4 separate regions of the Homo sapiens genome follow, and all the other regions are linked to region 4. A link is a contact called in ENCODE Hi-C or POLR2A ChIA-PET data. All regions are on one chromosome and are shown on one strand. Each heading gives the region's core, a stretch centred on a gene start or an enhancer-like site at or near the end of the contact. The rest is flanking DNA. Distances are from core to core; before and after follow the strand shown.

Region 1 (2,700 bases), core at 108-2,607, 760 kb before region 4:
TGACCATCTGCTCCACTTCCTTCGTGTTTGGTCAGTGAATCACGGCAAGTCACAGGCCACCTGAGCATTCTACTCACTTCTTTTGGATGCATCCAGGCCAAAGGCTCAGAGTGTGTTTGAGTTGAGATAGATCTGAGCATATTCAGTTAAATGAGGCCCTCAAAGAGTATGATGGGGAATTATGCCCCACTGCCTCCCAAACTTCAAATGTTGAAGCCCTAACCCTTAGAGCCTCAGACAGTAACTCTATTCGGAGATAGGGTCTGTAAAGAGGTAATTAAGAAAAGGAGCAAAAATGGAGCAAGTTTCCTTCTCCCTTGCGCTATTTCTAAGGTCATGTTATAAAAATCAAATGGAGAATACCTGTCAAACAGTTGATCAAGCAGTGAGGAGAAAGAGAAATAATATTAATTCAAAGGGCATGCTTCAACCCATAGTCAGAACAATCTATTAGTTAATCAAGCAAGATTTATTGATACTCACCAAGAGACTGAATATACAAATGGACAACGGCCAAGCCATAATTAAAAACAACTCCAACCTACAATCTACAGCAGCCAGCCCAGGACACCAACCCATTAGCAACAGCAATCGGCCCAGGAAGCCAGCCTGCTATCATCAGCCAGACCTCTAGAAGTCTAACCACTATCTCTATCAACAAGTTAGGAAGCCAAACAATAACCCCTGTAAGAATCAGCTCCAAATGGCCAGAACTTGACTGACAATGGACAGCCTCCCTGATTTTTGTCCCTGCTTCCAACTTAGGACAAACCAGAGAAAGGCAAATATGCACCCTAAGCAATCACATAGGCATCTGTGCTTCTAGTGAACCACCTCCAGCTTCCCACACCAACAGCCTCCAATCAGCACATACCTGGAGCCTCCCTTTTTTCTACTATGAAGTTTTCCCACTCCTCTGCCCGCATTTGAGTCTCTGCCAAAACACAAACGATAGTAGCTCTGAATAAACAGCCTGTGCTTATTCTTATTTGGTTGGTCTTCATTTATTTCCACACTTCCAAATGCAAGTAAATGTTATGCTAGGCCCTTGAATGGTCAGGGAAAATACAAGGAGATATACGACATGGTCCTTATGCCTAATAAACTTAAAATCTTTGGGACTGGAGATAAAATGCACAAAAAGCAAGAACCACCACCACAATGACTAAGCAAATAATAAAGCCAGTCAGGAATAGTAAGTCTCAAATGCAAGTTCCAGATACTGGACGTAGAAGTCTGGAGAAGAGAGATTACTTTTGGCTGGGGAGGTCAGATATGAACTGAACTTCAGCACACACAAAGGAATTATTCTAGTAATTATTGGGTTCCCCCTTGCTCACATGGTTACTCACACTTGAAAGTTTGCGGTAACAAGAAGGAGCCTTGGCAGGAAGTTTGTTTGTTCCATGACTGCTTTTACTGTCACATGAAGAGTGAGTGGTTGATTTACTGAGAAGTCCCCCTTGTTACCCTTCATAAGCCCCAAGTGAGTCAGGACCTTCCCTTGGTCATCAAACTGGAGACAGGACACCCTTGCCCAGTTAGCATTTTAGTTCAGCTTGCCTGGGTTCTCATTCCAAATTCCTGCCCCCAAATCCTTGGTCACCCCCAAGAGTAGATCTTTATCCACAACAGGCCACTGTTGAACCTAAGGTTTCCCAGAGGAAACCAGAAAAGACTTCCCTTATGTTGGGGTTTTAGGGTACCCAATAAATAGGACCCCTCTTTCCTGCCCAACTTCTGAGCCAATTAAGAGGAATAGGAATCAGGCAGATAGAGGGAAAATATCACCATTCTTTTAAGTTGACAAAGTCTTGGTTGGTGGCTATCATTTCAGGTCCTTGGGCTTGTTAATATTGTACCACTGATGGCAAACAGAAACTTTGCAACATGGAGATTTACCACTTAAAAGTTAAGGCTTGGAGGGGCAGAGGATGTTTACTTTCCTCAGGCTCTTCCCAGAGAGAAAGGAATAGGTGAGGCGTACATCTTCCATTGCTTCTCCCAGGCCGACTGAAGTTCCTCTTCCTCCAATGAAGTGAAGGAGAGAGAGGATGCAGGCGGCCAGGGGATTTACTCAATGGAAACATGTCCCCAATAGAAACAAGGACAGCAGGGAACAAATGTTCCCATCAGCTACCTACAACAGGTAAGGCTAAGTCTCTGTGGGGTTGAGGTCCCTTGCCCCCAGCGCACATACACACACACACACACACACACACACACACACACACACACAGCCACCAATGCCATGCTCATGCTTTGTATAGTTTTGGGATTTGTGACAACTTTTAAGTCTGAGGGGAATGAATGTACTCATGAAGAAAATCTCCACCGTTAAGGAAATGCCCTTGGTGTGGACTAGTGCTAGAGGCACAGACCTTGAGTAGGGAGTCCTGAATTCCTATCCCAGTGCTGAGTTAAGCAGCTCTATAGTTATTCAAGGTCTCTTGCCCTCCATGTGCTCTGTCCTCAGTTATGCACTGGAGATCAGAATACCTGTCCTGCCAAGTGTGTGAAAGACAAGATAAAACCAGAAAGGGCCTCTGAATAACCCAGCTCCACTTCACAGAAGCACTGGGGTGGTTCCATATTCAGAGAAAATAGTAATGTTTTTCTTGAAAAATAGAGTAGATGTGAAGCAACTTTCTGTCACTTCTCAGTACTTTTTTAGCACCAGAGAGTTTATCCAAGGTGGAC
Region 2 (2,928 bases), core at 415-2,914, 650 kb before region 4:
TTAGGTATTGCCAGAAGGAGTCTCCACTTCTTTCTACCCAGTAGTCTGCATTCAGTTAAGAAAGTACAACAAGAAACAGGGCAGTGCTTCTCAAGGTTTCGTGTACAACAAATCACCTATAATCTTGTTAAAAAGAGAGTTGTGGGCCGGACGCGGTGGCTCACGCCTGTAATCCCAGCACTTTGGGAGGCCGAGGCAGGAGGATCACGAGGTCAGGAAATCGAGACCATCCTGGCTAACACGGTGAAACCCCGTCTCTACTAAAAATACAAAAAAAAAAAAAATTAGCCGGCGTGGTGGCGGGCGCCTGTAGTCCCAGCTACTTTGGAGGCTGAGGCAGGAGAATGGTGTGAACCTGGGAGGCGGAGCTTGCAGTGAGCAGAGATTGCGCCACTGCACTCCAGCCTGGGCGACAGACCGAGACTCCGTCTCAGAAAAAAAAAAAAAAAAAAAAAAAAGAGTTGTGATTCAGTAAGTCTGGGGTGGGGCCTAAGATGTTGCATTACTGATAAGCTTTCAGGTGATGCCGGTGCTGCTGGTCTAAAATTTTGCTCCAACCTAGAGCATATGGAGAGATGCCTAGATTCCTGCAGTAAGCAGGATTTCAATATGCTGGCAAAGACCATCTCTCAAGGAAGTTAACGTTGTGTTTTTGGTTTGGGGTTTTGTTTGTTTTGTTTTGTTTTGTTCTGTTTTTAGTGTTTAAGACACAAATCAAGAGCTTCCAGTTCGGGGTGCCTAACAGGCAACAGGAGATGTAGAATTGGACTTGAGACAAGAGAGTAGGGCTGTGGATGGTTTGGGGAACCATCAACAAAATGTGTAGATAATTCCATAGATAGACTCATAGACAAATAGATGAAATATATGGAAGAGACCTCAGACTTCTCAGTCCAGGGCACATTCTCATGTTGGTTCATGCAAAACTCCATTTTTGATTTTTAAAAAGAAATTCTTTAACTTATTTATTCATTCATTCCCTTTTATCTCCATCCTCCCCACTACAAGCCATTTTCTAATGTGTTTGATGTGTATCCTTCTATTTCGTTAATTTTTCTTATATATAATATTTCATGTGCACTTTTTAATTTTTTATTCAGGTATAACATGGATACAGTAAAGCAAAATAACCTTAAGTATGCAGCTTGTTGAATTTACATGTATGTATACACCTATGTAAATAGCACTCAAACCATGAGCTAGAATATTTTCTGCAGCTCTGTGTTTTTTTGTTTTTGTTTTCTTGAGGAGGAGTTTTGCTTTTGTTGCTCAGGCTGGAGTGCAATGGTGCGATCTTGGCTCACTGCAACCTCCGCTTCCCAAGTTCAAGCAATTCTCCTGCCTCAGCCTCCCGAGTAGCTGGGACTACAGGCACCTGCCACCACGTCTAGGTAATTTTTGTATTTTTTTTTTTCTAGTAGAGATGGGGTTTCATCATGTTGGCCTGGCTGGTCTTGAGATGGAGTTTGGCTCTGTTGCCCAGGCTGAAGTGCAGTGGTGCAATCTAGGCTCACTGCAACCTCTCTGCCTCCTGGGTCCAAGTGATTCTCCTGCCTCAGCCTCCCGAGTAGCTGGCATTACAGGCATGTGTCATCACACCCAGCTAATTTTTCTATTTTTAGTAGAGATGAGGTTTCACCATGTTGGCCAAGCTGTTCTCAAACTCTTGACCTCAAGCAATCCGCCCACCTTGCCCTCCCAAAGTGCTAGGATTACAGGCGTGAGCCACCACACCCACACCCGACCCGCTGTGCATGTTTTAAATTTACGTAAGTGACATTGTGCAAAAGAGAGCATTATGTTTCTTACCTCATCCCACGAAACAATGTTTTCGAGGTTGATGTGTGCTGCTGTGTTTACATGCTATTCATTCCAGTTGCTTCCGATTGCTTCATGGTGTCCCTATTATACATCTGCCACATTTCATTTGACATTCCTCAGTGAAGGATGTTCAAATTGCTTCCAACTCTCTTTTCCACAAATAACACTGGAATGAACATCCTCATTCATGTTCTTTTATAGACCCATAGGAGATTTTTTTTTCTGTGATTTATAAGTAGGAAAGTGAGTACTGAGTCATAGAGTGTACACATACTTATTTTAACTAAGAATTGCCAGATTGCCTTCCAGAAAGGCTCTACCCATCTGCACTCACAAATACTTTATTCTGTAGTCAAATTTATGTTTCCTTTTAATTTGCACTGTGTTAAGCTGGACTCAAGGCAACTAGGTTTTATTAGGGTTACATTTAGATTGTGCCTATGAATGGCAATTCATTCAACCTCTTAAAAACTCTTTACTGAGCACCCACGATACACTAGGTACTCTTCTGGGTGCTGGAAATATAGCTGTGAAGAAGATAAAATCTCAACCCACATAGAATTTATTTTCCAGTAATTAAAACCATCCAGTGAATAAGATCACTTAGGAAGAGAGAATAGAGTGAGTAGGAAACAAAACCAAGGATGGAATTCCAAAAAAAAAAAAGATTAAAGGGTTGAGAAACAATGGACATGGTGGCTCTTGCCTGTAATCCCAACACGTTGGGAGGCCGAGACAGGAGGATCACTTGAGCACAGGAGTTCAAGACCAGCCTGGGCAACACAGTGAGACTTTGACAAAAAATGCAAAAAAGGCCAGGCATGGTGGCTCATGCCTGTAATCCCAGCACTTTGGGAGGCCGAGGCAGGCAGATCACCTGAAGTCAGGAGTCCGAGACCAGCCTGGCCAACATGATGAAACCCCGTCTCTACTAAAAATACAAAAAATTAGCTGGGTGTGGTGGCAGGCATCTGTAATCCCAGCTACTTGGGAGGCTGAGGCAGGACAATCGCTTGAACCCAGAAGGTGGAGGTTGCACTAAGCCAAGATTGCACTACTGCACTCCAGCCTGGGTAACAAAAGCAAAACTCCATCCAAAAAAAAAAA
Region 3 (2,700 bases), core at 26-2,525, 710 kb after region 4:
ATGTCCATCAATGGACAAATGAATAAACACAGTATGGTATTTCCATATAATTGTATACTTTTTGGAAGTAAAAAGAAACGAAGTACTGATACATGCTACGGTATGGATGAACTTTGAAAAGATTATGCTAAGTGAAGGAAATCAGTCACTAAGTGAAGGAAGCCAGTCACTAAAGACAACATATTGTATTATTCCATTTATAAGAAATGTCCAGAATAGGCAAATCTGTAGAAACAGAGAGTAGATCATTGGTTGCCTAAGGCTGGAAGGAATCAGGGAAGGCCCTGAGGAGTGATGGCTGATAAATAAGGAGTGTGGCAGGTTTCTTTTTTGGGTTATAAAAATGTTTTAAAATTGGTGTGATGATGGCTGCACAACTCTATGAATATATGAAAAGCCACTGACTTGTACATTCTAAATTGGTGAATTGTATGATCTGTGAATTATGTCTCAATAAAGCCATTGGGAGACAATATAAATAAATACAATCCAGAGACATTGTCCTGTGGGTAAATACTAAATAGAATCATTAGGCTGGTCTCTGGATTTGTCTATTCAATGCTTTCATGTTGGTTTTCTTTATCTTCCAGCTCCAGAAAAGGCCTGTAGTTCCAGCTACTGGGGAGGCTGATGGAAGGATTGCATGAGCCTGGGAGGTCAAAGCTGCAGTGAGCTGTGATCGCACCACTGCACTCCAGCCTGGGTGACAGAGTGAGACCCAGTCTCAAAAAAAAAAAAAAAAAAAAAAAAAAAAAAGCAAGCAAGCAAGAAAGAAAAAAGTGCTCGTTTCAGCAGCACATATACTAAAAATTGGAATGATACGGAGAAGACTACCATGGCCTCTGAGCAAGAATGACACAAAAATCCTGCAAAATAAAAAGCCTGAGCAAAGTGACTTGCCCAGGATGCCACAGTTCACAGTGGTAGAACCACAACTGGAAACCAGGACTTTGACTCCCAGGCAGCTGCCCCTTCCACGAGTTCCATGTCCCATGTGCATGCTATGTTTGTACTGGGGTCAATGGCAACCGTCTTATTTGGATATTCTTATTTTCCTCTATGCCCTGAGAAACCTGGTTTGTAGACAGAAAAGGCTGATTTTTTGCTTCTAAAAGCTTAAGTTGACATTTTGTGTTGTTTTGTTTTGTTCTCCTGGCCCAGCCTAACAAGCATTCACATAGTAGACAACACATGCTTGCTGGACCTTACTTCCTGTCTGGTGACCCAGCTCCCTAGAGACTTGAATCTCAAATAAATGTTTCTGTCAGGAGGCTGAGCTCCCAGCTGTGCAAATTGGTCACAGATGTAATTGCATTTGCCCTCTGCCCTGGAAGAAAACATGCCTGTGGTTGGGGGTTTAGATGTCTCAGAATGAAAGACATTACTCCTGACTCTGGGTAATAGCCGTGACGCTCAAAATAAGCTGCCACAGAGACACGCCATAGTGTTGCCAGATGTACAGGGCTGTTGCTACCCAGAATCTGGATCTGCACAGCCAGTTACCAAACTGTGGCCATGTCATTGGCCAATCAGGCATAGTCAAGAACCTAGCTTTTCCACTGGCTCCTCATACTTTCAAACATAACTCCATCCCCTCTTCTCCTCTCCCTAATGCCCACAAGATCTCTGCAAAGAGCTCTAATTCCAAGTTCCCTGAATGGCAGACAATGGCAGCCCTAGGACATCTACACTGCACAGGCTGCAATTGCTAGAATCTAATTAAAATAAACATTGTAACAAGCTGCTGAGCCCCGCCCAGTGCCTCAGGAGTGCAGTGATGTGACACATCTCACTGCAGCCTCCACCTCCCACCCTCCAGCAATCCTCCTGCTTTGGCCTCCCAAAGAGTGGAAACTACAAGTGTGTGCCACTACACCTGGCTAATTTTTGTACTTTTTGTAGAGATGAAGTCTCGCCATGTTATCGAGGCTGGTCTTGAACTCCTGGGCTCAAGTGGTCCACCCACCTTGGTGTCCCAAAGTGTTGGAATTACAGGTCTGAGTTACTGAATCTGGCCAGATAGATATTTTAAACCCAGTATTTGTCTGCCTTTCTTCCTCAGTAGAATTTGAATGTACCAGGTGGCTGCTAGCTACACACCTGTGTAGGATGAGGCTTATCCTATATGTCTGCCCTATTTGTCTTGTTAAATCATATTATTATTCTGAACGCTTTCCTTCTAAAGCAGACAACCAAAGCATAGGGTATTAGCTCTTCTTAGTCCTTTTCCAATCCAAACATTTAGACTTCTTTCTGCTCACCCCTGGGCAGTATCACCCTCATCAATTTCCTCTTAATTGACTAGAATGAATTGTAACTATCCCCATCAGCAATCACATCTGTTAAGGATTGCAGAGTGCCATTGTTGTACGGGAAGAGCATTTCATTTGAGCCACCAAAAATTTACTAACGTGTGGACACAGGGACAGATACAGAGGATTGCAAACTCCAGTTTCTGAAAAACTCGATTCCAAAGCAAGGGAAAAGGTGCCCTCTAGTGGTAAACACAGCACACTACACCACAGCATCCTTATTCCAGACCGGAAGCCTGGCTATTTGAATCCTATTTTCTGTTTCTTCCAGAAACCCTGAGGTCCAGACAGGATGTGACACATGAAGGTTTAAGTGAATTAAAATAGGCTGCTGACATCTAAGGCCAGGAAGAAATAATGAGTACGGATCCACTTTCACTGAGAGCAA
Region 4 (2,966 bases), core at 441-2,940:
TCCTCCTTCCCTGTTCCAGTCTAACCAGCCCAGATGGGTTGACCCATGGCTCCAGATTCTAATTTGGCTCTGACTCTGACCTTCAATGAGACTTGAGATGTGATATTTAACCTTCCTGGGCCCTATTATTCCTTTGGAGCCAGTCTGGCCAACTCCTTATACCAGGGACATTGTGAGAAATAAAAGGAAAATTTTCAAACCCTCAGATCCTATTAGTTAAGTACTCTGAAAATAAGGTCAGTAAAAGCAAATTGTAGATTCCCTTGTGACTGCTTGATACAAGTGATTAGACTGTGACCTTTCATCTTTTCAACTGCATGAAAGATATGGGCCCAGAGGATACTCTGATCTTTCATTTCAAATATGATATGTGGATTTTTTTTTGTTATTGTTCAGCTTAAAAGCATAAATGTGACTGTATTGAAATGTGGAGGAATGTAATTTTTAGGGGGTGCTGCCGAGAAGTGCCTTTGCTCTGCTTGCTATAATGAACTGTGTGGGTGCATGCACCTGTCTTCCAAGTCTAAAACCACTTCCCCTCGTGCGAACTGGGCAATGCCATTTGATAGTGTGTGCGATTTATGGAGTCCCTAGAACCCGAGAGTTAGAACACACCAGTGCGTACTTCACCTAAGCCTTTTTCTTGGTGAGAGGGCTCTGGCCCCGGCCGTTTACTCTCGATTATACCAAATGAGCTGTCTTTGTCATGGAATGCACATGCCTGTATAACATTGCATTGTCATGGGGCTGGGAGTGCCCCTGGGTAATAATTTGGTTGTATGGTAAGGGTCTCACCAAGGAGCAAATGGTGTTTTTCTGTTGCTTTCCTGCAGTAGTACTTCTGCTTACATGCAGTGACAGAAAGTAACAAGTTTAGGATAGTCCAACAGACGAGCTTTATTTCTAGCAAGGGTTTTGAAGTATTAGTTTTCCAAGAGAGTCATGAGCAGGTTTTGTACTTGTGTAGAAATTTGTGTGGTTTGTAAGCCAGGATATTGAACCAGATGTGGCCACATGTGATTCTCATTTCTTACGCTGAGGCTGAGTGTGAGAAGAAAATGATCAACTGGCTAATCCCACTGGTTTTGCAGGACCTTCCATTGAGCTATAGGCTACTGTCACTGAAGAGGTTTTCATATGAAAATGTACAAGCCTTGCAGAAAAATCCTGCCCTAGTAAGATTCAGAGAGGGCCAAGGAATTGAGAATATTCTTTTAAAGTTCTGGAAAATACGGCTATTGAGAAGGAAACATAGAAAATCATATTAGTTTTTAAAAAAGTTAAAGGTTTTCTTCTCATGACATTATTTTGTCATTTGAATTGCACTTGCTGGTGGTGGGGTATTTGTGACTCAGTTACATTGCCTTCAGTGGGAGGAGAGGTTATAGGTACATCTAGATTGCCCAGTGGAACCCAGGCATCTCTTTTAGAGCACATTTGCCTTGGCCTTGGCCTTGGCTAGGAGGCTCCTGCCCATCTGCTGCTGCGGTCAGTGTTTGAGCAGGCTGCTCCTCCCCTTCCATAACTCACTGTCTGTCCAGTGCATTTCGCTTCTGTTTAGGCTCTTTGTTTTTGATTCAAGTTTTAAAGTGCAAATGGACTACCCCCAGCCACCAACTGTTTCTCTCTCTGGGCCTCTGGTTCTGTTTTGAAAGGCTGGCAGAGGCCTCGGCTCAACGGCTCCCTCTCGTGGAGAAGAAGAACTTGCCAGTGAATCTGAGGTTGAACTGAGGACAGCGTCATAATCTTGAACGACTAAAACATTTTTGCTTAGTTAACCAAAAACATCAGAGTCATTTCTCATCTTCTGCTCTGCCTTGGAAGTGCATGTTTCTCCTTTTCATCTGTCATCATACTGAGTTGATTTAAATATTGTGTGTGTCGGTGGTGGGGTGGAGAAAAACCCATAAGGATGGAGGGGAGAGATTTTATATTCTTAAAGCAAGCACACAGAGTGTGGATTGGGTACAGTTTTTAAGATGGAATTTCTGTTATTAAGAACAAAGTCAGGTAGGAACGTTTGATGTCCTGGACTTTCATATCTCTCACCTTATATCCCTTCTGCAAGAAGAATGAGGTATTGTTGCCAGTACTCATCTGGCCGAACGTAACTTGAAAATGCTCTCAACCTTGCCTGTTAAATTGAAACCATTCTCTTATGACTAGGAGGGATTGCTTTAATATCTCATGGCCGTGTGCCTGGGATCACCTGAGATACAGGTGACGGATGGCTGTGGGCCAAGGAGCACACGCTGCAGACACCTCACTTTCTGCAGAGCTGGGTTGGGGGCTGGGGGCAATGGGCTGAGAAGCCAGAAATCCACAACAGAGCTGAGAGAAGGAGTAACTTCAAGCACTTATGTATAAAGCTGCTCAGCTGAAATGTATTGTCATTCAATGGAGGGTCCTGCTGTAGCCCACGTCGGCGCTAATTCTTCAGTGAGTTCAGATGACTTCCTGTGTGTGCTCTTCTGTGGAATCCCTCAGGACGTGCAGCGGTGGCCTTCCTTGTAGTGCACTGGCTGCATAACTGGGGCTGTGTGGTTTTAATTGATACAGAGGTGGGTTGAGGGAGACCTTCGGTAACAAGGTAAGACAATGCCTTCCTCCATTCTTCTGTTTCCTTTTGTACTGATTAAGTGTTGGCTCCTTATAGACAAGTCCAGGCCAGGAAAAGGGGTGTCCTTTTGTTAGATTGGTGGGTCCCAGGTTTCCCCACAATGGTGGTGCTGGCTGGGTTGTTGGTTCTGTTTTATTTCTCCCTTTTAGGACACATGGAGCAGCTTAAGGGGCTTCCTATGTTAGCTTTTCAGCTCCCCTGTGGCCTCTCGTGGTGGGCATAGAACACGGACCCTCTGGGTTTCGAGGAGGAAGATGGCCAGTGACACTTGCCTTTTTCAGTCTTCGTAATTGTTTGAACTTCGCTGGTCTGTGTTGTGGGTGAGATCCATCTAGTCTTTGAGCTT

The links. A loop is a pair of places that touch in the nucleus more often than their neighbours do. ChIA-PET counts read pairs that join two places held with the same protein, here RNA polymerase II (POLR2A). Pooled maps may share reads with other maps.
Region 1: a pooled map shows a loop between it and region 4 (4-fold over the local background). The contact joins two enhancer-like sites. A Hi-C loop is called at or near these places in 2 of 37 single-sample maps with no recorded cell type and 8 of 50 pooled maps.
Region 2: a loop to region 4 is called in a pooled map, with 10 times the contacts of the local background. The contact joins two enhancer-like sites. A Hi-C loop is called at or near these places in 4 of 50 pooled maps. POLR2A ChIA-PET finds 5 or more read pairs at or near these places in 2 of 52 experiments (PC-3 and PC-9).
Region 3: a map of CD4-positive, alpha-beta memory T cell shows a loop between it and region 4 (10-fold over the local background). The contact joins two enhancer-like sites. A Hi-C loop is called at or near these places in 3 of 168 maps with a recorded cell type or tissue (CD4-positive, alpha-beta memory T cell, chondrocyte and naive thymus-derived CD4-positive, alpha-beta T cell), 6 of 37 single-sample maps with no recorded cell type and 11 of 50 pooled maps. POLR2A ChIA-PET finds 5 or more read pairs at or near these places in 1 of 52 experiments (activated CD4-positive, alpha-beta T cell).

Annotation. Positions count from the first base shown.
Region 1 is chr6:14,733,579-14,736,278 of GRCh38, forward strand. No RefSeq gene overlaps it. Among named protein-coding and RNA genes, the nearest start is that of LINC01108, 450 kb to the left of the region's middle. RefSeq lists an enhancer at 1-470. Within about 2 kb of position 1,358, at least 8 of the 41 ENCODE cell types and tissues checked have a DNase peak (open chromatin) inside an H3K27ac peak, as active enhancers do.
Region 2 is chr6:14,840,272-14,843,199 of GRCh38, forward strand. No RefSeq gene overlaps it. Among named protein-coding and RNA genes, the nearest start is that of JARID2-DT, 400 kb to the right of the region's middle. Within about 2 kb of position 1,665, at least 2 of the 41 ENCODE cell types and tissues checked have a DNase peak (open chromatin) inside an H3K27ac peak, as active enhancers do.
Region 3 is chr6:16,204,235-16,206,934 of GRCh38, forward strand. It overlaps the pseudogene RNU6-1114P. Among named protein-coding and RNA genes, the nearest start is that of GMPR, 33 kb to the right of the region's middle. RefSeq lists enhancers at 1,291-1,380, 1,591-1,800. Within about 2 kb of position 1,276, at least 9 of the 41 ENCODE cell types and tissues checked have a DNase peak (open chromatin) inside an H3K27ac peak, as active enhancers do.
Region 4 is chr6:15,489,886-15,492,851 of GRCh38, forward strand. All of the region lies in intron 6 of JARID2 (jumonji and AT-rich interaction domain containing 2), which reads left to right. Among named protein-coding and RNA genes, the nearest start is that of DTNBP1-AS1, 55 kb to the right of the region's middle. RefSeq lists an enhancer at 1,805-2,306. Within about 2 kb of position 1,691, at least 8 of the 41 ENCODE cell types and tissues checked have a DNase peak (open chromatin) inside an H3K27ac peak, as active enhancers do.